Regions from separate parts of the Mus musculus genome. Here regions 1, 3, 4, 5 and 6 are each linked to region 2. The links are chromatin loops, found by intact Hi-C in ENCODE. Cell type or tissue: heart. All regions are shown on one strand. Region 1 has its middle 10 kb from the start of Gm32913. Region 2 has its middle 39 kb from the start of Gm32815. Region 3 has its middle 47 kb from the start of Gm32913. Region 4 has its middle 37 kb from the start of Gm32969. Region 5 has its middle 25 kb from the start of Gm32913. Region 6 has its middle 30 kb from the start of Gm32913.

The links. Hi-C counts contacts between places; a loop is a spot of excess contacts. Peaks named below come from ENCODE experiments on the same cell type or tissue, not always from the same donor. Only the 100,000 strongest peaks of a DNase experiment are listed, where the experiment ranks them.
Region 1: a loop joins it to region 2, with 1.8 times the contacts of the local background. A loop is called at or near these places in 3 of 42 quality-filtered maps.
Region 3: a loop joins it to region 2, with 5 times the contacts of the local background. A loop is called at or near these places in 3 of 42 quality-filtered maps.
Region 4: it touches region 2 in a loop (2.3-fold over the local background); 4 of 42 quality-filtered maps call a loop at or near these places.
Region 5: a loop joins it to region 2, with 2.1 times the contacts of the local background. A loop is called at or near these places in 4 of 42 quality-filtered maps.
Region 6: a loop joins it to region 2, with 1.9 times the contacts of the local background. A loop is called at or near these places in 3 of 42 quality-filtered maps.

Annotation. Positions count from the first base shown.
Region 1 is chr14:86,430,687-86,434,686 of GRCm38, reverse strand. No RefSeq gene overlaps it. Among named protein-coding and RNA genes, the nearest start is that of Gm32913, 10 kb to the right of the region's middle. In heart, no CTCF peak of the experiment used is centred here; no DNase peak of the experiment used is centred here.
Region 2 is chr14:86,337,131-86,341,130 of GRCm38, reverse strand. No RefSeq gene overlaps it. Among named protein-coding and RNA genes, the nearest start is that of Gm32815, 39 kb to the right of the region's middle. In heart, no CTCF peak of the experiment used is centred here; a DNase peak (open chromatin) is centred at 1,930.
Region 3 is chr14:86,467,500-86,471,499 of GRCm38, reverse strand. No RefSeq gene overlaps it. Among named protein-coding and RNA genes, the nearest start is that of Gm32913, 47 kb to the right of the region's middle. In heart, no CTCF peak of the experiment used is centred here; no DNase peak of the experiment used is centred here; H3K27ac peaks cover 1,441 bases.
Region 4 is chr14:86,560,814-86,564,813 of GRCm38, reverse strand. No RefSeq gene overlaps it. Among named protein-coding and RNA genes, the nearest start is that of Gm32969, 37 kb to the right of the region's middle. In heart, a CTCF peak has its summit at 1,853; no DNase peak of the experiment used is centred here.
Region 5 is chr14:86,445,710-86,449,709 of GRCm38, reverse strand. No RefSeq gene overlaps it. Among named protein-coding and RNA genes, the nearest start is that of Gm32913, 25 kb to the right of the region's middle. In heart, no CTCF peak of the experiment used is centred here; no DNase peak of the experiment used is centred here.
Region 6 is chr14:86,450,999-86,454,998 of GRCm38, reverse strand. No RefSeq gene overlaps it. Among named protein-coding and RNA genes, the nearest start is that of Gm32913, 30 kb to the right of the region's middle. In heart, no CTCF peak of the experiment used is centred here; no DNase peak of the experiment used is centred here.

The sequences.
Region 1 (4,000 bases), 94 kb before region 2:
AATTGCATCTCAGGTAGTTAACTATCTCTATTTTTATTATTGCCAACTGTTTAATACATACTCCGTTTTATTTCTTTTTGGCCATCTTTCCCATCACTAGAATAGGCGTATCATAAGGATGAGGATTTTTGATTGGTTAACAATATCCTTCAGGAAAAAAAGTAGATAGTCAGATATTCTCTAGATGAATGAATGAACAAGTTGCTCTCTCTCCTTTGTTACCAAACATTTCTTTTTGCTGTGATAAAATACTCAGAGAAAAGAATCTCAAGGGAGGAAGGGTTTATTTGGATTACAGTTCCAGGTTATATTCCACCAAGACAAGGAAATCACAGGGTGAGGAGCTTGAGGGTGCATAGCACAAAGCAGTCAAGAAGCAGAAGGGGAGCTGGAGAGATGACACACATACTGTTCGTGTAGAAGATCATCATTCAGTTCTCTGCACCCACATCGGATGGCTCACTGCTATAATTCCAGTGCCAGGGGAGCTGATACTCCTTGTCTGGGCTCAGTGTGCATGTGTTCATGTCCCTCACCATACACACACACACACACACACACACACACCTATAGCTAAAAATAAAACAATCAAAAGGGAAAGCAGCCACCACAGCAGCAGAGAATGACTAATGTTTGCAGCTATTCAGTTCATTTTTATCAGGTTATGTAATCTAGAATTTCAGGAGGGAATGGGTCTACCCACAGTAGGTGTGTATTCCAACCTCAATCATTATAACCAAGATAACCCCCCATTGCAATATCTAGAATCCTCTCCTAGATGGCTCTTGATTCTGTCAAGTTGTCAACACTAGTCCCAATCTCAATTCCTGTTACTCTGAAACCAATGCCTCCACAGAGAGGAATGAAAGAGGGAGAAATTAAAAGAAGAACATGATGGTTCATGTAAAATGCTGGGAATTTTTCATAGTCTTGTTTACACTGCATTCAAACTGCAATTGGAATAGAGTAAGATTGATATTATGTAAGAAAGAAATATTTTCCCCTTTCATTTTTCTTCATTCCGTTTCAAGGGCATGGGATTTTAGTAGCTTTTGAGTAACATTTATATTCTTAAGTGTAGCGCAGTGGATTTGAATGTTTTACCTGAAACCCCTGACTTTTGACTAACTGCTCACCAAGGAAGCGTATGGATATATGATAAAACTGGGTTCCGATTTTCACTCAGTACACTGTAGAAGGTACTGTGCACGGCTGGACAAATGATCAAATTCCAGACTGAGGTTCTGAGAAGGTGTGCACGCGTGTGGAATTACTACCTTAGAGGGAGCAGTGCTCTGTATTACAGTCCACTTCAGGTCGGGTGCTGTACTATTTAAAAGAAATTCCAAAGTGTGCTCGGGGCGCCTTCCTTAGCTTCTTCACACCCAAAATAATATCAGCTGGACTTCCAAAGAGCATTTGGTTTTTATCAACATCTTTCAGTATTAACTCAATACAGTTTCTGCTTATTTGTTAAACAGTCACCATGTTTTTATGTTGCTTAAATTGAAAATTGAAACTCCTGTGAACTATTTTCAACCCTAGATCAAAGAAGAACAATGATATAGAATCCTAAAGTCTTCCCTCTTGCTGTATGTATGGCCTTGGGTGGATTATTTAGCCTCTTGAATTTCCGTGGGGGGAAAAATTGCAATAGTTAATCCTTCAGGATTGAAAAAAAGAAAAAAAAGGAGGACAACATAGGTATGCTGCAAATGGTACTATACTGCAATTTCCCCTGTAGGCTGGCAAGTTTGATACAGCATTTACTTAACCTATAGATCTAGGTTGCTCAGTCTCCAGCAGGAATATTAACAGTGGTGTTCTTTCCATATGTGTGGGTGGGAGAGCTGTCTATCATCCAGTTTGACCCTTGCACATGACAGATATGGATGTGATTTCGCGCAAGAGACTCAGGCTGCACACGCTCGCAGAATGAGAAAGGAGGATGACTGTTTAGAACGTGCCCAGAGGACCTCAAAAGAGTCATCTGTATGAATCTGCGAGGAAAGGTCTCCAGGGACCCAAACCTCCCTGCTTTGATCGTTGCTGTGGCTGTCCCCAATTCACCGGAAGATTTGTGAGTTCACTGATGTTTTGCTGGGGTGGAAACATCTTTCACGAAGGTATGTCCTTGAGCAGTACCCTAACCTGTTTTCCACAAATAACACTAGCTCCCAGTTGCATCAAGGTGGTGTCGGTGCTCATTAAAACATTTCACCAGCAAACAAAGAAATAAGAAATCAACTTGGAAGATAATTTATGAGCAACCTTTTGCAGTTTGAAAATTTGCCAGCAAACCTCACAGAAGCCACTCAAGTTTTCATGGATTTTTTTGTTGTTGTTACTGTTATTTGTCAATTTGGTGTGATAACCACCTGTAATCGTTAACACTCCTTATTTGTAGCATGGGGTCTCAAACATCTGCTACAGCAGCCAAAATGTCCCTCAACAGAATTCAAGTTTATGTCCCTGAAATGGGAATTTCATTTCCTGTTGTTGGAAGGATGCAAGAGTCTTTCCAACTCCAGTTTGTGTTCTTAAAGTCATGGGTACCACCCTGATCATTCATCCGACTGTGATTTTGTTTCTTAGTCCCATAAGTACCTTCTCTCTCTAGCTGGATTTTACACACACCGAAGACAAATGTGAAAACTCCTGCGGTGTTTTGTCTCATTCTTAACCTGGCAGTGGGGCTCAGGAAATGATTATTGAATATATTTTGTGTGTGGTCCTGTAACCATAACAATAGCACAAACTCCACAGTGAGGATGAGAAAAAGTATGGAGAGAGGACACCAAGATGAATCACTTTGGTCATTTCTTTCACTGAAATGATTTTATGTAATCACAAAGGCCAGAGTTCCAAATTAGCTCAATAATATGAAATACATAGATGACAGGGGGAATATGAATTTGTGTGTGGTGGAGGGTTCTCTCTTCTACTTTAAGTGTATGTTCTGCAAACAAAGGCTGTAGATTGAATTTCTCCTGCAAATGGTTTATCCTGGAAATCCTTTCTCCTCAGCACAACTTGGGTATTAAATGAGTACTGCAGCTCATCTGTCCGGTCCTCAGTGAATTATCCTGAGAGATCACAGTAGGGAAGCGCTGAGGCTTTACAGATATTAACATTCTATGATGATGCTTTGTTTTTTCTTTTTTCTTTTTTACTGGAAAGAAGCTGATGTAATTTGACCTTAAAATATGAAAATGTGATCTTCCATTCAGACCAAACAGGCTCAGTATCGCAGAGCACATTTCCTGTAAATACCCCGTGTGTGTTCCACAGGATGTAGTTTTCACGGTCCCTCAGTGAAACTTAAACCATGTTTGCTCAGAAATGTGGTTTTGCTTTCCAGAATTTCCTGAAGCCTTAAAAGGAATTTATGAACACAAACCACGCTCTGGGTATAATTAAGCATTGAGGTGGCAGTCATTTTGACTCAAGAATAAATATTTTCATGTTGTTTAGATACAATGTTATTGTTACAAATAATCAGTTTTATGTTTCTACATTTACTATTCAAAATAATGTATAAAATTAAGCATGAAGTCTACTTAAGGTCTCCATGTGGTTTTGCTGATTTCTTTGTCTTGGAGCTGTCCAACATGGTCAGAGCACTGTCACTGTCCACACTTAAAATAGATGATTTCTACTAGGAAGCTGAATGGAAGCAAGGAAAGCAAAATGTACTGCCTAATTTAAGACATAAATGGTCACAACATCATCTGCAAAAGTTGAGGACAACACTGCCCTCACACCTAAACAGCTTACCTGGCATGATTTCGAGCTGGAGGAAGATCCATATGAGTCCAGACCTTCTAACATCAGACCATTACATGAAAGCGTGACGCATTCTTCTGAAGGCTGAGAATGCTGGGCAATGTTCTCTGTGTGAGAGGGGAGGCAGAAAGAAAATCATACGAACACATTTACATGATCATTGCTTTTGAGTTTGTGTCTCATATTCAAAGCAAGGGAATGGATACACACTCAT
Region 2 (4,000 bases):
TATATCTAACAGGTTGAAAATTATAAGCATTAATTATCTCACCCAATTTGTGAGAGCAGAAAGTAGAGAGCGGTGTTTTGGTGTGGCTCTGGGTCAGAGACTCTGATGTGGTAGCGGTTAAACAGCAGCTCTAGTTTCATCAAGACTTGGCTGGATCTGGAGACTCCATTTCTAGGTGCATTCATTTGGTTGTAGATGGTCCAAACTCCGCACTGCTGTCCAGTCCCCAAGCCTTCTTCCTACCATATGCATCTTGTCTCTCAATGGGCCTCCTGAATGTCCTCTTGATATAGCAGCTGGCTTCTCAGGGTGAAAATGCTCTCAGCAAGAGTCATGATGAACTTTGCGGTCTTTTATAAAATATGTTGTAAAGACAGGCACTCACCTTTGGTGAATACTCTAGATCTTGTGAACAACCCTGGGAAAGGGCCAGAGAGATCAAATATTGTGTGTGTCCTGGAGTTGTAAGACATGAGGGTCAATTTGAGAGTGCTATCACAGAAACACATCTCCTGTATTAGTCACCCCCTTAACTGTATAAGAAGCAGGATATGCAATGAAAGAAGCACCATGCATACTATTTTTTTAAACATGCCCCATGTTCTTCTTTATTGACAAAGGGGTGTCAGTAAACATTTATGGATATTGAGAAACTACTAGATATCCTGGATGTTTTCTCCATAAAAGTGATTAGGAAATGACTCGTTCCATTCTAAGAACTGAAGATAAAATTTCCTGTGCTAAACATAGCAATGGACACTAGTTCAGGGACTTTTAAAACAATCTTTTTTTCAAAAGTGTCTGTCATAGCATTTTCATTATGATTTTAACATTAACATTCTAAAAGAATTGCTCAGTTTTTTGCTGGAGTTTTCCAACACATCTTCCTTTTGTCTAGCTTCTCCTCATTTGATAGATATCTCACTTTCATCCTGTCATTATTGCTTAATGACTCATTACTAATGAAGTCCAATCTCCTTGACTTTTCAAATCCAGAATTCATCTCTTCAAGGCTCTATTCCACTGCATCCATCATGAAGCCTTTAACTCAACCTAGATGTTCGAACTTATTCTCTTCACAGTTTCCTCTAACGAGAATGGCTTATCCTACTATTTGGTGCTTCCAAGCTCTTGTTGTGTCAATGATCCCAGAATTTTCTTATCTTTATCAGACTTACTTTACTTCACTGTTGAATATTTTCTGGTGGGTGGAATGGGGTTGTAGTCATATTATGAAGCCTTGAGAGGTCTAAAATCTTCACTACAGACCAAGATCACCTCAAACAGACAAAGATGCACTTGCCTATGTTTTCTCAGTGATGAGGTTGAAGTTGTATGCTATAATTCATGACCACTTGAATATTTTATAGGTGGATTATTATCTCAATGATCTCTTCAGTCTAGATTCTTTTTGTTCCAGGTCATCCTCCATATCACGCCACTGTTTTTCTAAAATCACATTGATTGTATCATTTTAGTTAAAACATACAACACTAACATAATTTGCCATTTCATAGGTTCTCGGTGGTTGGTTGTTAACTTTACCACACAACGGTGCAGGCAAAGTCTCAGCCTTCATTTCTCCATTCGCCCAATAATTCTATCCCGCCTTCTATTTCTCTTCCTTTGGAAGTCTGAGGTACTCGGTTTATCATTCCTGTGATGTTCTATAACTGCTTCTTAGCCTTCGTTTGTCCACTCAACATATTTCCTCATAACAATAACAGCCGCAGCAAAGCACAAAACAAAATGAAACAAAAGCCACTGTCTACCTTGCACCGTTTGGTCCTGCCGATTACAATGATTAACAAAACAGGCAAGTTTGTGCTTTTGTAGCCCCCATTGTCTAGTTGCAGAAATGGAAGTTAATAGACTCAGGAAGGAAATGTAGTCAGAGATTAAGAAAAGCTGTGCGAAGGAAGCACCTGATATAAAGTCAGGCAACACAGGATCCATCACCAGACTCAGACTCCAAAGAAGCTTCTCTGAGGAAGTGACCTTGCTGCCAAGATCTAAACAATGAGCAGAAAGCATACATCAAAGAGGTCCGGGGCAGGAGTCAGGGAGAATGAGAGTGCTTTAAGTGGTGCAATGTCGTGCCTAGTGACTCTATGGACTAAAAGATTCAGAAGAAGGTCAAGACCCATCAATGATGACTAGATCCATCAATGGAAAATAGGATTCTAATGGAAAAATTGGTAAAAATCTCAATAATGGATGGTATTTGTTTGCTCGAATGCAACAATGCTGGTTTCACAGTTTTGACAGAGAAACACAGAAATAGAAGATGATAACTTCAGGGGAAACTGAAACTGAGTCAGCGGCTTATGGGAAACAACTACTATCTGTGCAAATTTTCTATAAATCTAAAATTATTCTAAAAAAAGGGGGGTTATTTAAAAAAAAATAAAAGGGGAGTGGGCAATAAAGTGAAGCCCAGTAGACAGGTACATAAAGAATATTCAAAAGAAGGGCTTGGGATTAATTAAGACCTGTCCAAAAATTTTAGGGTCCTTGAATAACTTTTTTAAAATTTTAATAATTTTAAATAATATTGATCTTTATCTTAGAGCCAGGAGATGACTGTGATGATTTTTTAAGGTGATAGAGCAGAGCTGATTTTGAAAATGTCACAACCTTCAGGATACCGCAGACAGTGGATTGGAGTAGGACTTAGGTGGGCAAAGGAAGCCAAGTTAGACACTCTGTCATATTCAGACAAGAAATGAATTTAAAGATGAAATAATATTAGCACTATGCTTATGTTTGGACTACATTTATGTTTTCAGTTTTGGTATTTCCCATACAATCCTGCATGTAATATCTACATAATATATATTTCTTGCATAAATGAATAAATGAACAAATAAAAAATTAAGGAAAAGAATGAGAGCAACTGAAGTAATATTTGGAGTCAGTAGCCACTTTGTTGGCCCTGCCCACCACTCTGGTACAAGGAATGTTGACTATAGGCAGAATCCATTGAATGGCCATGTAGATTTTCTACCTGTTTAAAGAGTTACTTTCTCTAGAAATCAACGACTCCCCACCTTACGTTTGCTATACCTAGGATTTGCAAAGAGTTTCACATAGGACACTTGTTCATAGAAAAGAAAACCATGAGAAAAATCCAATTTGTGTCTGATACTTGGAAATGGAATGAACAAGGTAAAATGCACTACTTACTTGTATTAAGGCTTCTTCCTTACCTCCAAGATGCTGTGTATCATCTGCATTTTGCCCTTTCGTCAATAGAAGCGATCCTAGGTTCTGTAAGTTGTGGTTCTTCCTTGCAGAGGATGTTTAATTTCCCAGTGGCGAGAAGGTGAGCCGAGCCTAAGGACAGGTTGCAGAGTGGGTGTCAGGAAAGAGTAAAATCAAGAATCCTGTTTACTTATTGTACTTGACATCCACACGTTTAGCTTGGGGCAGACATGTGTTTTCTGCAAGCTTTCATCATCTGAAAGGACCGTGTAGGTCTTTCCAGAAACATCACTCGGGCTAATTAGTGGGAAGATCAGATGGAAGCCATGGGGTTGCAGCCTACATAGAGAAAAAGGAAATAAATATGATTAACAAACACGACAGGATTATTTCACTCTGACGACTTTGAAGAAACCGATTTTCTCCTCGAATCTTTCCTCTAACACTTGTGCTCAGTGTTCACACAGGGCCATCTTTGCCCATGTTTGTTTTCTAACACCTGACCAGCTTTAGCCAATAGAATTTATATCATGGATCTTAGAGGTTAATCTTTTCTTTTTCTTGTCTTCTTTTCTTCCCAGACATGCATTCATTTGACTGGCAGCCTGGAAAATTGAAAAATGCCACAGGGGTTATTAAGGTGGAAATCGGTTTTGCTCTTTGAAGCTCTGCAAGCTAGTTATTGCTGCACCCATAATATCCAGGCATCAGGGTAGCACACATTGTTCTTAGCTCGCCTGACACAGCCCCATATCGGTTGAAACACCCAGGCAGAATGAACGGTCTCAAGATGTCA
Region 3 (4,000 bases), 130 kb before region 2:
TGAATTCAGTGAAGTAAGTCATAATTTTAAGCATTTATTACTTACTTCTAGATATAAAACATAAAATGTTTAAAAATACTTCAAAAAGTGACTTGACATGCTTCTCTTGTTCTTTCAACAATGGTTTGATGTGCACTTTTTTTGGTTTTTTTCACTCATAATTCAAGGATAAAACTATGGTTTTTCCTTTGAACTTTGCCCCTTAGAATAATATAATAAAATATATAAATTTGCTCCTGAGGCTATTTGTAAGATGATTTTGCCAGAAGAAGAAAAAGAAAAGAAGAAGAAGAGGAAGAGGAAGAAGAAGAAGAAGAAGAAGAAGAAGAAGAAGAAGAAGAAGAAGAAGAAGAAGAAGAAGAAGAAGAAGAAGAGGAGGAGGAGGAGGAGAAGGAGGAGGAGGAGGAGGAGGAGGAGGAGGTGGTTGAGGAGGAGGAGGAGGAGAAAAACAACAACAAAACAAAACTAACACAACAATGCATTTTAATGCTTTTAAACAATGCACAGACATGGAGTTTTAGAAACTGATTAAAGTTCTTTCCAAGTTTTATGCCAAGGCAGAAGGTACAAGTGAGACTAATGTAATTCCTCCTGCCAGCAGAATCATACGGCACCCACTCTCCTGATTGTTCACCCTGGCTGTGGTTTATTAGCGGACTAAGTTCATGTCATTGCATCTGATCTTCAGAGACCTGGCTTCAGATCCTGATTTTACTCACTATTGAAAATGAGGCTGTTAGTCGGGTCTTCTCCCTGTTTGACATGACTGTCAGGCCACACTCTGGACAATCGCCATCTGGAAAAGCAGGGTGTGTTAATTTGCAGGTCAGGGGCTCAACTGCCTATCAGTAGAGTTTTTATCTGCAGTGAGGCTGGCAGGATGTCTGTTCCTGACCCTCTTTGGTGGGACATTTATTAAGTTTCCTGACAAAGTAGGGTACAACAATTCTAACATCCTTTCAAGGAAGCTTTTGTCCTTTATTTTTGTCACAGCTTAAGAAAATGACTAATTATTAAAATTTTGGAAAAGAAATCGCTCTGGGATTTAGAATGTCTGTTGAAAATCTTTAAGACAGCCAATTTTACTTTCTGGCATTTCATTGCCCTGTGCAGCTTATAAATAGTTTCCATGTGGCTGCTGCCTCACTACCGACCTCTGATAAGAGGATGGGAAATTAGTTTTGTTGAAGTCTGTCAGTCTAGGGGCAGTATGGATGCTTAAGTGTAATTAAAAAAAAAAACAATTCAGAAAAATAGCAGTGTGTGTGTGTGTGTGTGTGTGTGTGTGTGTGTGTGTGTGTGTGTGTGTATGTGTGTGTGTGAAGTTTGGTAAAGAACAATAGGGAAAGCAGAGATCTGCTCAAGCTAATTATATAATCTGAGATAAGACAAAAAATTTAATTGATGCAATTAAATTCAGTGTTGAACTTAAGAGAAGAAACATATATAATGATATGGCTAGAGTACAATGCTAATTTTCTGTCAGATTTTTAGGATCTCTAATCCCTTCATAAGAGATTGCCTCTTACTTTTGAATGCCTTTTATTAATTCAAGAGCAGGGGCTGGGCTTTATCATGGCAAGGACCTCAGGAACATGTCTGCCGCTCAACGTGACCTATCTAGAGAGATATGTACAGTTCTATTTCTATTTGCTTATAGTCTGGATGGACATGTGTTGGTTGAGAGTTAGGCTCTTCAGACAGATGCTGTCCTCCCTCAAGGCTCAAGGCCAAGCTGAGGTACCAAGTAGGACTCAGCTTTCAAACAAAAAAACCTAAAGCAACAGTGAAACACGATCCAGGAATACAGAGAAGTGGTAAAGCATGCTAACAAGGCGCTGAGCACCGTGAATGGCACTGGGGGAAAGAAGTAACTTCTAAGGACAACGAACTGGGAGAATTGCTGACTTTCCTGAGCTCTACTGGGGCTGCTGCAGTTACATCGCTAAAACTATGTGGCAGATGTCTTTCCCTTGCCTCCCTCAAGCTTTGTGAGAAGGGCTTTGGCCTTCAGGATTTTCCTTGTTGCTGCTTCTGCCCAGCAAGGTGCTAAGTAGGCTCCAGGTACTCAGAAGTTCTCAAAGGGATGTTTGACTGCACAAGTTTAGTTGATTCTTTTATTTCTTGAACTTGCTGGCTTTGCTCATGGACAGCCTCTCTGTCCCTTTCTATCTGGGGAACGTGATAGTCTCATGACTGATTGCGTGAACTTCTTGGATAGCTTGGCTGGTACTTGTCGAAATTTAATAAGTATTAGATATTTTGAAATGGAAATGGGAACTTTTATTGGGAGACATTCTCCAAATAGCTATTAAACACAAATTTCTTGAAAGGAACAAGGGAATAATTTAATTGTTTCAGGGTCCATTTCCCCCACTCTAACATACCTCAAAAAGTCGAAATAGTGGTAAAATATCAAATTATTTGGAAAGCAAAGGAAACCCTAAGAGTAGAAAAATTTCCTTCGTAATTTTCCTGTTTGTGATTCATGATATTTAAATTACAAACCTTGACATTAGAACATATTAAACATATGTCCCTCGACCTAATAGCCATTTCCTCTGTCATTTAATGTCTTAGTTCTCTCATGACACTACTATTGATTCAAAGCATATCTGATCCTAGGAATCTTCCAAGTCATGTCTCTCATTATCTGAGGGAAATTTCTATTCTTATGTGAGTATCTCTATCCCTTGAAGTATATCATTATTATTATTTTGCTTAGCATACAAAGAGATGGATTTCTTCCTGTCATCTTCACATACATACATCTGTGGACTTTGTTAGTTTCCCTCTCTCTATCTCTCCCTCGCCACCCTCTCTCCCTCACCGCCCTCTCCTCTTGCTAATATCTCCTGGTCTACAGTCCCCACTCCTATTATTCCTGTTTTCACTCCACACTGCCTCTCAGCCTCCCATCTCATAGTCTGCTTTCTGCTTTTGACGCAGAGAGATTTTAATCTTCCAGTTTTTCTTTCGCTCTCATCACAGCTTCCTAGTAAAGATCAGAAGTTAACACGGCTGTTTGGTGGATGAGGAGAGAGGAGATAATTGAGGATTAAAACTGACTCCTCTTCACTTCCGGGATGCATTTTCTTATCTGCTTCCAGGAGAGGGTTAAAGTTTACTCAGCGAGAAAGGAGTTATTTTGAGGAGTCCAGAGGATTTTCCAGAAGGAGTGGGTTGGACTGTTTGCTGGAGCAGAGAAGATTACAGGCGACCTGGTGAGGGTATTTGTAGCACTGACCTCCAAGCGGGGATGCACATGTTAGATCCGGCTTCCCTTTGAGGCTTCTCAGGCTAGACTATTTCTACATCTGGCGGGTACTTGCGGTGTTAAAAAAATAAACTCAAAAATTGAGAATAACTGTATCCTTGACAAGATGTATCCTTTTCTAAGGAGCATTGGTGCAGCTGTCTAACAATGAATTACAACATTCCACAGCTGCCTGGGCAGGAAATGAAGAAAATTATCCTGGCTATCTCAAAATGGGTGTTTGGGGAGCCGGGGGAGGGTATGAGTTTTTTAGAGACTATTCTGGAATGAGGCCATTGAGCCTGTCTGATTAATCATATCATCCCATATCACAGGGTCTAGGTTTTTCAGATTTCAAACAATTTTGAAAATTCCAAACCATCTAAATGAAACGACCTGTTTACATAGATTCTAGATAGTGACTTAAAGTTATTTTTGGCCTGCAATCTGGTTTTCCTTTCAACAAATAGGTCTCATTAAGGGAATTCATATTCTAACTACATCAGAGTCAGATATGATGTAGCTGACTACAATATCATCTAAGATGTGTGCATTTTGATAAAAGATTTGGCCATAGAAGAGCTGCCCACCAAATGGCCTTCTTCCGTCTCCTCCACAGTGTGTCACAAATGTATGTGTCCAAAGCACAAGTAAGAGTTGTGTAGTCTCCTCTGAGAGAGGCGGAATGTTCCAAGTCCGAAGAGCTCCTGAGAGTTATGGATGATACTGAATAGTGTGCATACT
Region 4 (4,000 bases), 220 kb before region 2:
CCTGAAAGTGGAATAATTTTTCCAGGGTCCTAGGTGCAGGAGGTGACAGAGATAAAAACAAGTCCCTGGCCTCTGACACCAGGTCCATGACATTCTCTATTTTCCATGTAGCTCCAAATAACTCAATCATTCTTACTTGTTAAGCAGAGCATCCTGAAATCCAGCCCCATTGACTCATCCTTTATGTTAATCCTAGAAGACTTGAAACAGTAATGACAGATTCATGTACTTCTTAATGTGACATCACCACAAAGGTAATATTTTGAAGGGGTCACAGTTATTAGGATTCATAGCGCACCTGTTTGTTTAATGTCCTTGAAGAGCTGATTAGGAAGGAGGTGTTTCCTGCTTTTTGTTACACCCTGTATTAGGCAGGGTTCTCTAGAGGAACAGAACTGGTGAATCGTATACATATTATGAAAGATCATCAGCTTAGCTTACATGATAATGACTGAATAGTCTAATAATGGCCATCTTCAGTCTGGAGATGATGCATTATGCAGTTTGACACTTCAACAGTACCAATAAGCACTGGAGGCCTGAAAGATCTTGAAGAGTTTCTGGTCTTCAGTCCACATCACAAGGGTGAAAGGAGCTAACTTCTGATGGCAGCAGGGGATGGTGGCAGCAGTGACAGCAGAAATGGAAACACTCACCAGCAAGATGAGGAGGCAGGCAGGAAACAGAGATTTGGTGCTCTTTAAATCGGGATCGCTTGTTAGAAAGGGCTGCCCACTCTGCCAATCTTTTCTGGAAATGCCCTCAAGAGACACACCCAGAACCTTTTCTCAGAGTCGATTCTAAATCTTGTCAACTTGACCATCAAGTAATTAAGTCATTATATCAATCAGAATATCTTGAGTATTTTCACTCAAGGTTGTCAGGTCCCTCAGGACAATGGCCATGACTACCCTCTTTGAAGATCCTCTCATAATAGCTGTCAAGTGTGGAACACCAGCTCGAGGATGTTGAATAAACAAAAGAAAGGGTGTAGAAACTGAAGTGCTTCATCACCTTTGAATGAACAGTGATGGAAGTCAAACATTTTATTACTAAAACCAACTAAAACTTAATTCTGCTAGTGATGGAGCAGGCAGAAAGTCCACCCCCACTCCTTGTTGGTGACCTCCCCCAGGGCTCTCCGAGTTTCATTTCAGCAGACTTGGATTTTATCTGCAGCCATTTAGGGTATCCTGTCTCTCCTGCTCCATCAACTGTCATGCTGCTTCCCTCTTAATGCAACGTGACAAACTATTTTAATAATGCATTTGTTTTACAATAAGATTCTCCTAAGTCTAGCTCTGATAGTAGCTTGGAACACAATGTGCTTATCATCTTCAAATATTACTGTTGAAGAAAACCTAAATCTGAATATTTCGCTATCATTCTGATAAATTTCTATCACTGACTCTCATGTGAATAGTACAATTTAGCCAATGGCCTCTTATAGATAATAGACCAATGTATCAGAATTAAATAGAGCCAAGTCCATGCATCTTTGAAAATCATCAAATACAAAGTCCTCCTGGCCACATAAATATAAATGAAAGCTTGATTATATTGCAGTCTGCAGGCGTACAGTACTTGTGATGACAGCCAGCATGCCAACAAAAGCTATTGATTATTAAAGACAGATATGAATTTTTCCAGTAGCGTCTCCAGAGTTTGTACTGTTTAGTTTTCTCTTGCTGGTCATATTTTAGAAAAATCTATACCTGCCACCACACACACACACACACTGCCCCTGTGCAAAGAAGAGATCTTTCTCAGAAGGCCAAGGCAGTGCCTTGGATTTCCTTCCACTCAAGGTCAAACTGAAAGGCTTGCTGTTCTTCCTCATATGACCATGTGATGGCACTGTGTGCTCAGCACAAAGTGACCACTGTGACCACTGTGGGGCGGTCCTGGGAGGTTAGATGGGGTGTCCTCATTGTGTTAATTTTGGCTCAAGCCACATAACAGGTAGTAGTTTGGAAGCACAATATGCTTGTCATCTTCAAATAGTATGGCTTACAAAATCCAAATCTATCATTCTGATTAAGCTTTGATTACAAGTCTTCACACGAATAATAAAACTTATCCAATGGCCTAATAATAGATAATAAACCAATATATTGGTATTAAAACAGAGCTATATGACCATGCATTTTGCATGTCTATGGAACTTCAAAACCATGGGTTTACTAAAATTTCCAGAATTCCTTGTCTTTTTCCTCCCAACATGTTGTTGAACAATATTCTCTGGGCAGAAAAAGCATCACTTTTACGAACAAGTCTTATCTGCTTGTAAAATATCACTACAGTTGGGTGTGTTGACTGTTGGCATTCTCTCATAGAAGGAAGAGGACATAGCGAATCACTGGGCTCTAACCTGAGCTAGTCCTCCAAGTCAGTTATTAGCACTTCTAATTGCACATTGCCTAGGAGTTTTGGGAGAGAGTGGGGGGGGTGGCACTAGTAAGAATAGGCTGAGAAAAGAACTCCATATGCAGCTGTCACTCATGCTGGGCTTTTCAGGGCAGTTGCTTTAGAGTCCAATAAGTCCTCACTCATGCCGTGTAAAGTAATCCCCATAAACCCATGGGTTTTCCAGTCAACACTTTGACGAACTTGAACTTTGATTTGACACTGGATTTTTGTAAGGAAAGGGTGGATATTGTGTAGTCATCCCACCTCTGGAAAGAAACTCCTGGTGATACAAAAGTCAACACAGAACTTCCTTTGGAGACTCTTTAGGTAGAGTGGGAAGAACTGAGGATTCCCAGAGGGATGCAACATGTGGCATGGGAAGAAAACATGGCCTAAAATGTGTTTCTTCCTAACAGTCTTAAGGACACACTCTGTACATTGGTGGCTCTAGAAACTCTTCATATTAAGTTTAACCCTGTAAAGGGATACAGACAATTCAAAGGCATTATTTATTTATTATTTTTTTTAAAGATTTATTTATTTATTATATGTAAGTACACTGTAGCTGTCCTCAGATACTCCAGAAGAGGGCATCAGATTTCGTTACGGATGGTTTGTGAGCCACCATGTGGTTGCTGGGATTTGAACTTGGGACCTTCGGGAGAGCAGTCAATGCTCTTAACCACTGAGCCATCTCGCCAGCCCCAAAGGCATTATTTTAATGTGGTTCAAAGTATCAGAAGAGGTTTAGGTATAACAAGCTGCCAGAGGTGGGTTCATGAGGGGCTTATAGTTGAGATTTAAAAGAAGAAAGTAAAAAAAAAATCACATGGTTATACTTAATTTTTGTTATATTTTTATATCGACTACACAAAAGAATTGTTAGTGGAATTTAGGGGTGAGTCACCGAAACTTCCTTCATAGCCAGTATTTGATAAAAATTGCATATTCTAGGTTTGATGGAAGGAAGCAAATGAGAGAAAAAGAGTCCCAAATAACCATGCATAATCAACATCAGTTAGCCTACGCTCATACAAAGTCTCTTCTTTTTGCTCGCTGGTTCTCCCTATTTTTCATTTGCCGGTGACCCGAGGAAGACAGGAAGAGACAAATTCCTCATCAATTAGAAAATATTCCTCAAAATATATCAGCTATAAATAGAGTGAGAATTCAGTGAAGCAGAATCAGGCACATGAATCATGAGCTGTGGTTTTACTAGTGTAAGCATTCAGAGGAGAAATTTTTCAATATAAAAGGATGTATTCTGAAAGTCAAAGAAAATATACATTAGGCACTTGGTTGTGTAGCACAAGAATCCTGAGAAAACAGACTGTATGGATAGGGTTTTATAACTTTCATTAGAATGTTGAATGCCACTTCTTCTGCAGTTCTGCTTGTGTGTCTGTGTATGTAAGTATGTATAAATGTATGTATGTATTATGTATGTATGTATGTATGTATGTATGCCTGTCTTTATGTCTATGTGAATAAATATGTGTTTATATAAGTGTGTGTGTGTGATGTTTGTATGTGTATGTGGTTTGTATATGGCCTGTGCCCCTCCTCCTGTGTGTGTGTGTGTGTGTGTGTG
Region 5 (4,000 bases), 110 kb before region 2:
TTATACTAATGTCAGGTCAACTAGGGTAGGTACAAAGGGTAGTGGGATTAGTACCTTTCTAAGAAGCAAGAAAAACTTGGAGAGTCACAAGTTACACGTAATCACATGTAATGGCAAATAGAGCCAGGATCTGTGTCCTAAGAAACACTGATCATTGGCAGTCACCAGATATTTCTTTCAGGACAATTTTTTTCCCTTTGGCTCTGAGGGGCTTTTGGAGAAAGCATGGTCCTGATAAAATATAGATTTTCGGGTTTTTAGTCTTTTGTGATATGAGAGAATATGTAGTTTTAAGCCCTGAGTCTATGGTGTTTCATATGCCCTGGGAAATCATTACCGTACTTATAGACCAGATAGATATCTCCCATATGAAGCTATGAAAATTAATTTTTAAGGCCTATGGGGCAGCTTTGCAACACAGATTGACTGTACTGTACTGGGCTTCTTTTCCTTGTGTCTTATTAAGGTATACCATAGGGACATATTTGTAAGTGTTTTGGTACACAACTATAGTAGCTGGAGGGGCCAAGTCAGTAGACAATTTTGTGGATAGTTTATATGGCTGCCTCCCCGCCCTATCATCTCCCCATTCAATTACACATTCCGCACCTAGTTGGCATCAAGCTGTAGTTAAGAATGGGGCTGTTCTATGTTCTACTGGATTCCCCTTCTACTTCTCAGAGCTTCTGATCAAGGTGTGTGATGGTCCCTATGAAGAAAGCTCTCTTACAGATGCCAGCGAGAGTCATGGGGCTTCTAGTTTAGCCCTACTACCCCATTTGACATTTTCCCTTTTCCTGCCTTCCCTGTAGACATTAAATCCCAGCTGCTGGTGTAAAACAAATAGTCCTATGGTGACCAGATCCTACATTTTTTTTTTTTTTTGCAAAGTTACATACCTGTGATAATTGTTTCCTGGCTGGACCCTCTCCAATGAAGACACTTAGGGAGAGCTTCACAGAATAGATTCAAATTTTGGGGCAAGATCAAAACAAGCATTGAAAATAATAATCCTTGCATTTTATGTTCTGGAACACCCCCAGGGAAGTGTGTGTGTGTGTGTGTGCATGCACAAGCGCATCAGCACATGCAGGTGTTTGTACAAATTCTGCAGTTTTCAGACCCCTCTGGTGACTCTAGTGGCTCAGCATAAAGATCTCTCATTTCCTCTCCCTCATGTTTGTGGCACCTCTTTCTCTTGCTCTGTCATCACAGACAAAGAAAAATCACAGCCAGCCCCTATTGCTTCCTTTCTCAGCTCCCGCCAGGAGCAGGAGACTCTAGGGCTCACATTCTGTTTTATAAAGGCTTTTCAGCCATCATTTGGTAAGACCTTGGCTTGACTTCCAGTGTGGAATATGGCTGTCTGCAGCTGGAACCTAAAATGATAGCCTCTGACTTCCCAGTGGCAATCCCTCCCCTTCAACTTTGTCCTCGTTCCCTTTTGCCAGTGTCAGACAATGTAATCTGAGATATCCTGGAGCTGCTGGGAAGATGAATCAGTGATAATGGGTGTTGGACTTTTATATATATATAAAAGCTCTCACTTCCTTTGTGCGTAAAAGCTGGACATGACATTTGTAGTTGGCTCCACCAGACAGTTCTCCTTGTGCCAGAATTGAGTAGACTCTGATAATATGGCCTGCAGTGAAAGCCTCATGCAATTGTAATGAAGATCCCATAGCCAGAATGAATGACTCCATTCACTGCCAACACAGAACTTGCTATGGTTGCTCAATTACATCTGATGCCTCCTTGATCCCCTAGAAAGGCAGGTGAATGGTGATGTCAGCTTGGGCAAAGGCAGGCTAGAATAAGCAAAGAGGAGCCCTGCTGTTCTCATTTCTAGCCAGCATGGCAGGAAAGTGGTACTTGTAACCTTGAGTGGTACCCTTACTAAGTATTCACAACAGTCTTTAATCAGCTCTAAAACAAAACATCCAAAACTTCCTTAGCTCTTATTGACCCGAATAGTTAAATCCCAATTTCCTGACTTCACCTATCCTTCACTGCCCAGCTCCATCATTACTCATTCTTTCAATTACTGACCATTACTTAGGCTCCAGTTTTCTTCATTTCTCTTTTTCTTTATTTACCGTGTGTGTGTGTGTGTGTGTGTGTGTGTGTGTTGCTGTTCTGCTTCAAGCACTCTGATCTATGTCTTAAGAAGTCATTTAAACATTTTCTCCACTTGCAGTCCACAGTGGGAGTCCCTGCTGTGCATTCCCCCTCTATCACTTTCAAACTTCTATTATAATCCACAGCACCAATCTAATTCTTTACTTACCTGGTTGATGTTCCGATTTCTCAGGGACTTGACTGACTCATCTGGATCAGAACAGTTCTTGGACCTAATACCCTTTGTTCTTGAGAATAAAATGGTATTGGAGAGAGGATGCGTATTGGCCAAACAACACTAAACATCTTTTATCAAGTTCTAATCCTATTGTGTTAATCAACTGATAACCTTCTTGATTCTTAGTGTTGAGTGCCAGGCAAAATGGGCACAGGTCCAACTTCTTTGCACTTTGATTTCTTCTCTTGCTAACTGGAAGAAATGCATTTGAAGAATCCCATGCAGTGAAATGCACAAAAGTGCCATCCTCCCAATACAAACAAGGTTTGGTCCATGGCTAATTTATTTTCATGGACTCTTCATGATGACTGTAGGGTTGTGGTATGGACATTTGCCTCCCAGCTGCAGTCTCCTCTTGACATGAGGCTGTTGGAACAGGTTGTCTACATTAATGATTGCTTTTCTGACATCAGTAATTAGGAGTAAAGAGTCCCAGGGAAAGCCTATGGACTCTCAAATGAGCACGGACTTGTTGCTTGACTATTTTGTTCTGGGTATTCCTCCTCCTTCCGTAAGGTACTCATAAATGCCTGGTTGAAAAAAAATTGTTGTCGTAAGAGGCAGGCAAATTTGAAACTGTGAGTCTTTAAAAAGTTAAACTCCCTGGGAAACAACAACTATTCAGCAAACACTTATAGGAGGCTCTGGAGAGAGTTATACGGCAATATATACTTCTCAGAAGTTATTATATGAAAGGCATTCTTATTGGTCCAGAATAGAGTACTTCTTCCTCTTTATCAAGTATGAGCTAGCCTAGTCACTTTCTTTAGTAATTAGATTAAATATAACATAGATAAAACTCAAACTAGGTTACAAAATGGATCCTGGCATCTTTATATCTCTGTTTATACTCTTTCCATAGAGTTATCTCTTTCATAAGTTCTTTCCTGAGAGTACAGAAATCTGACTTTGCCTTTCAACTGTTAAGAAAAAAACGTTTACCTTTTGTTTTTCCATAAATACTAGGGACAGAATTAGTAGTGTGGTGTTCTAATGTATGTATGAAAAATGATCACTGCCTTGCAGAGTCTGACATCTTCCTTCCCTTTGTCCTCAGCCCTGTGGTAAGTAGCATTGTACAGTTTCAAAGCACACAATAGCGAGACAAACTGCCTAGGGACATTTTCTCTATAATCTCAGTATCTTTGCTAACTAATAGCTGTGGACTTCTGCACATTTGATTATGATGTTTATTGTCAGAAATTTAGAGATTTTTTTTTCTCTAGGTCTACAGAGAAAAGGAGAACCTCAAAATTCTTAAAATGAGTACTTTTAAAATGAGGAAAGAGTTCTTGTCTCTCGGGCAAGTCAGAATAAGCTGATGGTTAGATGTTTGGAGGGAGGTGGTGTATGTAAGAATAAAAGAACAGGTTTTTTTTTTTATATTAGTAACACAGATGGCCACATTACTGAAGACAGTCACATCTTAATAAATGAAAGTTACACTAACAACAGCAGAGAAACCAGCAATGATACAAGGACACAATGCTTTTTCATGTAATTTAATTATGAGATTTGTCATTAATGCAATGTATGTCTAACTGGGCTGGTAAAAATAAAATTTGCTAATTTATGACTGCCCTTAAAGAAGAGGCGTGGGAAAAGTTCACATATTAGGTGCAGAAAAACAAAAAGAGTTTTCTA
Region 6 (4,000 bases), 110 kb before region 2:
ACTGGTTCTCATCAAGGTTAGGGAATTCAAGAGGGTATCTCTGGGCAGATTTTGTGAAGTATTTTGAAGACTGTTATGAAGAGACTTAAGTCCATGGTGGATGAACATCTGAGGTGTTGATCCGGGCGTGTTTGTTTTCCAGCTCTCGTTTCCTCATCACTAATGCCCCTTCACAGCACAGGCCTTAGAGATCACCTCGCTGTCTTCTCTGTGCTCAGAATCGGAATGCCAGTTCTTGCTGCCTCACAAACTTACCAGCATCCCATTCTTGCTGATGTTGTGCCGAGAATACCAGTGTTGGCAGCATCTTAACTCATCCTTCCTTGCAGAGAATTCTCCATCCTTTGATCCTTTCCTATGTTGTTGTTTTATGATGTCAAGGGCCTAAAGGCTTTGATTGAAATGGTGGCCACATGCAAAAGGTGTTCAGGACTGAGTTTGATCCTTAATCCACAGAATCAAAGATTCTCTTCTCTCAGCCACAGGTCCTGATTGTTGCCTTAAAATTGGATTACTTCTGTCACCAGCACAGTGCCTTTTTTTCTTTACATATCATTTTAAAAGCTTGACTATGGGTATGCCAATGAAATAATGAGACAGTCCCAACCATACAAACACAGCAGAAAAAACTGCCAACTGAATTGTCTTTGGAAGTCATTTTTCTTCGAACATTTTTGAAATTCACTTTGAAAAACTGTCTTCAAAATGCTCTTTAGTGACAGTTTTAGCAAAAAGAAAAAAAAAGTGCTGCTGTGTTACAGTCATAGGCAATTCTTCTAGTCAGGGCTATGTTCTATGCGTTCCTGTGTTTTCTCTTTCCTTCTTTTCAGGAAGGTAGGAAAACCATGGAGAAGTTCAGGCTGAGAAGTCTGGGATGTGGGTGGGGAGATTTCAAGATTGTATGGGCTATGCTTCCAAAGCTTTGGGGGAGCATGAATGTTTGATGACCATATCAACCTGATTCTGTAGCTTGGGAAGAAGCCTGGATGTCTAATTTCTAACTTCTCCCTCCCCCCTCGCCCCTCATTCGTGCTCCTGCTGGTGCACATTGATCACACATTGAGTAGCAGGAACTTGGGGAGAGAAAAGGAGATCTGGATACAAAGATACTGGTTGGAATGGGGCATTTTACAATTTCACTGAGTCAGTTCTGAGATCCCCTGTGATATTATTCATCCCATCACAAGTAAGGTTGCAGAGTCAACAAAGTTAGGAGACTAAGCAGAATGGAAGATGTAGCAGTAGTCCTTGGTGATAGCAAGGATTCTAGGTGGCCTACTCTGTTTCCTGCCTTTCGTTATGTGTCTGCTTTTCTTCCTGCCCATGCACAGTCTTCTGAAATGAGCACATATATCATGGAATGCTATCATTAGCTTCCCCTCCCCTCCACCACTTGTTCAGGGGTTTTGGTTTGCTGGCAGCTTTCCTGTTTATTACCACTGGCTTTTGTGTCTTCTAAGTACTCTCCGCAAATTATGTCTCTGAAACTTTCTTAATATATGACATGGACCTCAGCCTGACATTCCATGCTTTTGGTAATATTGACAGAATCTTGACTCCCTGCTTTTTCTAACACAGTCCCTGGTTTGCAAGCAATCCATTTGTTTGGGTAGATTCCAGAGTTTCCTGTCTCCTCTCCTTTGTTTAGTTAATGCTTCGCCTGCTTGATCTTCCATTGCAAAACAGTAAGGTCCTTTCCATACCTTATCTGTCTCCTTCAGCCAAATACCAAGTCTTCCTTTTGGGGAATTCCAGAGCCCTTTCCTGACATCATATTTCTTGTTTCTCACATAGCACCAATATATTTCTTTGCACAGGCTTCATTCTAAAGAATAATGTGAGCCAGTCTTCATAGGCACTGTCATCATTTAGTGTCTGAGTAATTCTCCCTAACCTTGTGTATTGGGGCCCCAAAGAACAGAAAAGGCACTAAACAATATCTTATGAACTAAGTTTCATGATACTGTGAAGTTAAAAATGGTGAATGGACTAAAATGCTGAAAAGATTACAAGTTAGACATATCAATTCTTAAGGGGGTGTATGTATGTGTGTGTGTGTGTGTGTGTGTGTGTGTGTGTGTGTGTGTGTGTGTGTGTGTATGTGTGTGTGTGTCTATCCACACATGTGTGTGCCTGCATGCTTCAAGGGTCTATTGGGGTAAATGAACTTCAGAATAGTATATATATATATATATATATACACACGCACACATATATATGAATATATGCAAACAATGTGTCCAATGCTCATCCTCACATAGAATGAAACAGGTCAACATTTGCATCTTAGGAAGTCAGAAGGGACTTCCTGAGTCTGCAGCCGTAGAGGTGCCTATAGTGTAAGATAGCCTGTAGTGTCTGCCATAGAGCAGAGGCTCACCAAATGTTTGTCACCATCATTTCTTTCCTAATTTAAGATTTCGGACACTGTTGAAAGGATTACTTTGATTAGCAAAGACTACATCCATCACAGTTAGAAGAAAGTACTTGATATATTCCACAGTTTAATGAGCAGACAGGCAAAGAAACATCTGAGAATTAGAAAATGAGAAACTACTTTTCATTGCAACCTTATGGGTATTCCTCTCCAAGTCAGAAGGTCATTGAGTAGCCACTGATAGAAGTATTCACCTACTATACACCATACATTTTTGTTGAGGGAGAATGTTGTGAATGTTGCTTGCCTACCATGAAAGGTCTTGCATAAAATGATTTCCTCCCACAACTTAGTTTTAGGGAGAACTACCAATTCCTTATGTGTGGTGTAGACTAAAGAAGGAAGGCAAAATATGGCATGAACATGAATTTCCAAGAGATTATTCAAATCGCTCCTCTTCTTTGCGTTACTCTAATGTCACTGGCAATGACAAGAAGACAGAAAAGATTGTTCCTTGTATTGATTGGCTGTACTGACTATTAAGTAAAAGTGTGCTTAAGGATAAGCTGGGGAACTTGTTAAAAACATAACCTTCTGAGAGCATCTGATTTAGTAACTGTAGGGAGACTTAAGAATCTGCTGCAATGACTCTTGGATCACTTTACAGTTTCCATAGTAGTTGAGGATATTGAGAGTCAGAGATGCAAAATACTTTTCTAAAGGTCACAAGGAGAGAAATTTAGCATAGCAAGTTTCTAGCCTAGGTCTTCATTCCTCTAAGGCACAGCCATTTCCAGTACCCACAGATGTGCCACTTTGAAAATGAATATACATGTGAATTAACTAGAAAACTTCCCACATGTGGAGTCTGAGGGAGTAACTATGACGAAGTTCCAAAGACTGTGCATTTCAATCAGGCTCCTGGGCGATGCTCCCACAGTTGATCTAGAAGCATCCTTCGAGAAGTCAAGGTAAAGGACATAGTAGACATGTATTAAAACATTTAGAGAAGTAAGAGATGTCCAGATAGCTGAAATAAATTAGCCATCTGTGACTTTATAGCCCATCCTGTGGATTACAGAGGAAGACAGAGCACACAAAGCAATGTTAAATGAAGAAGAATAAGATTTGGTTGTTGTAAGTTTCATGGATCATAGACTTCTCCAGAGGAACAGATCTGATATTTAATATATATTATAAAAAGGACATATTAAATTGGCTTACACACAAGGGCTTCATAGTCCAGTAATGGCTCTTCACATGCTAGAGAGGCTGAGAGCTTCTGGTAGATGCTCTGGTTCCTGAGGCTATAATGCCCCAGTCTGGAGATAAAAGCCTGAAAGATTCCTAGAGAACTTTCAGTCTTCAGCCTGGGTTGGAACTGGAGTCTGATATGCGAGGTCAATGGCATTAGCAGTAGAGACACACCAGCAACATGTGCCAGCAAGCAAACGGCACTACATTCCCCTGCGGCATCTGTAGATCTAGGGCAGAAGATGCAGCCAACTCTGGGGAGGGTCTATTCCCTGCAGATAACCTTCCCTGGAAATAACCTCAGAGACTTTCCAGGGGTATGTCTGTCTTTTAGTTGATTCCAGATCCAATCGAGCTCAGTCATGATTA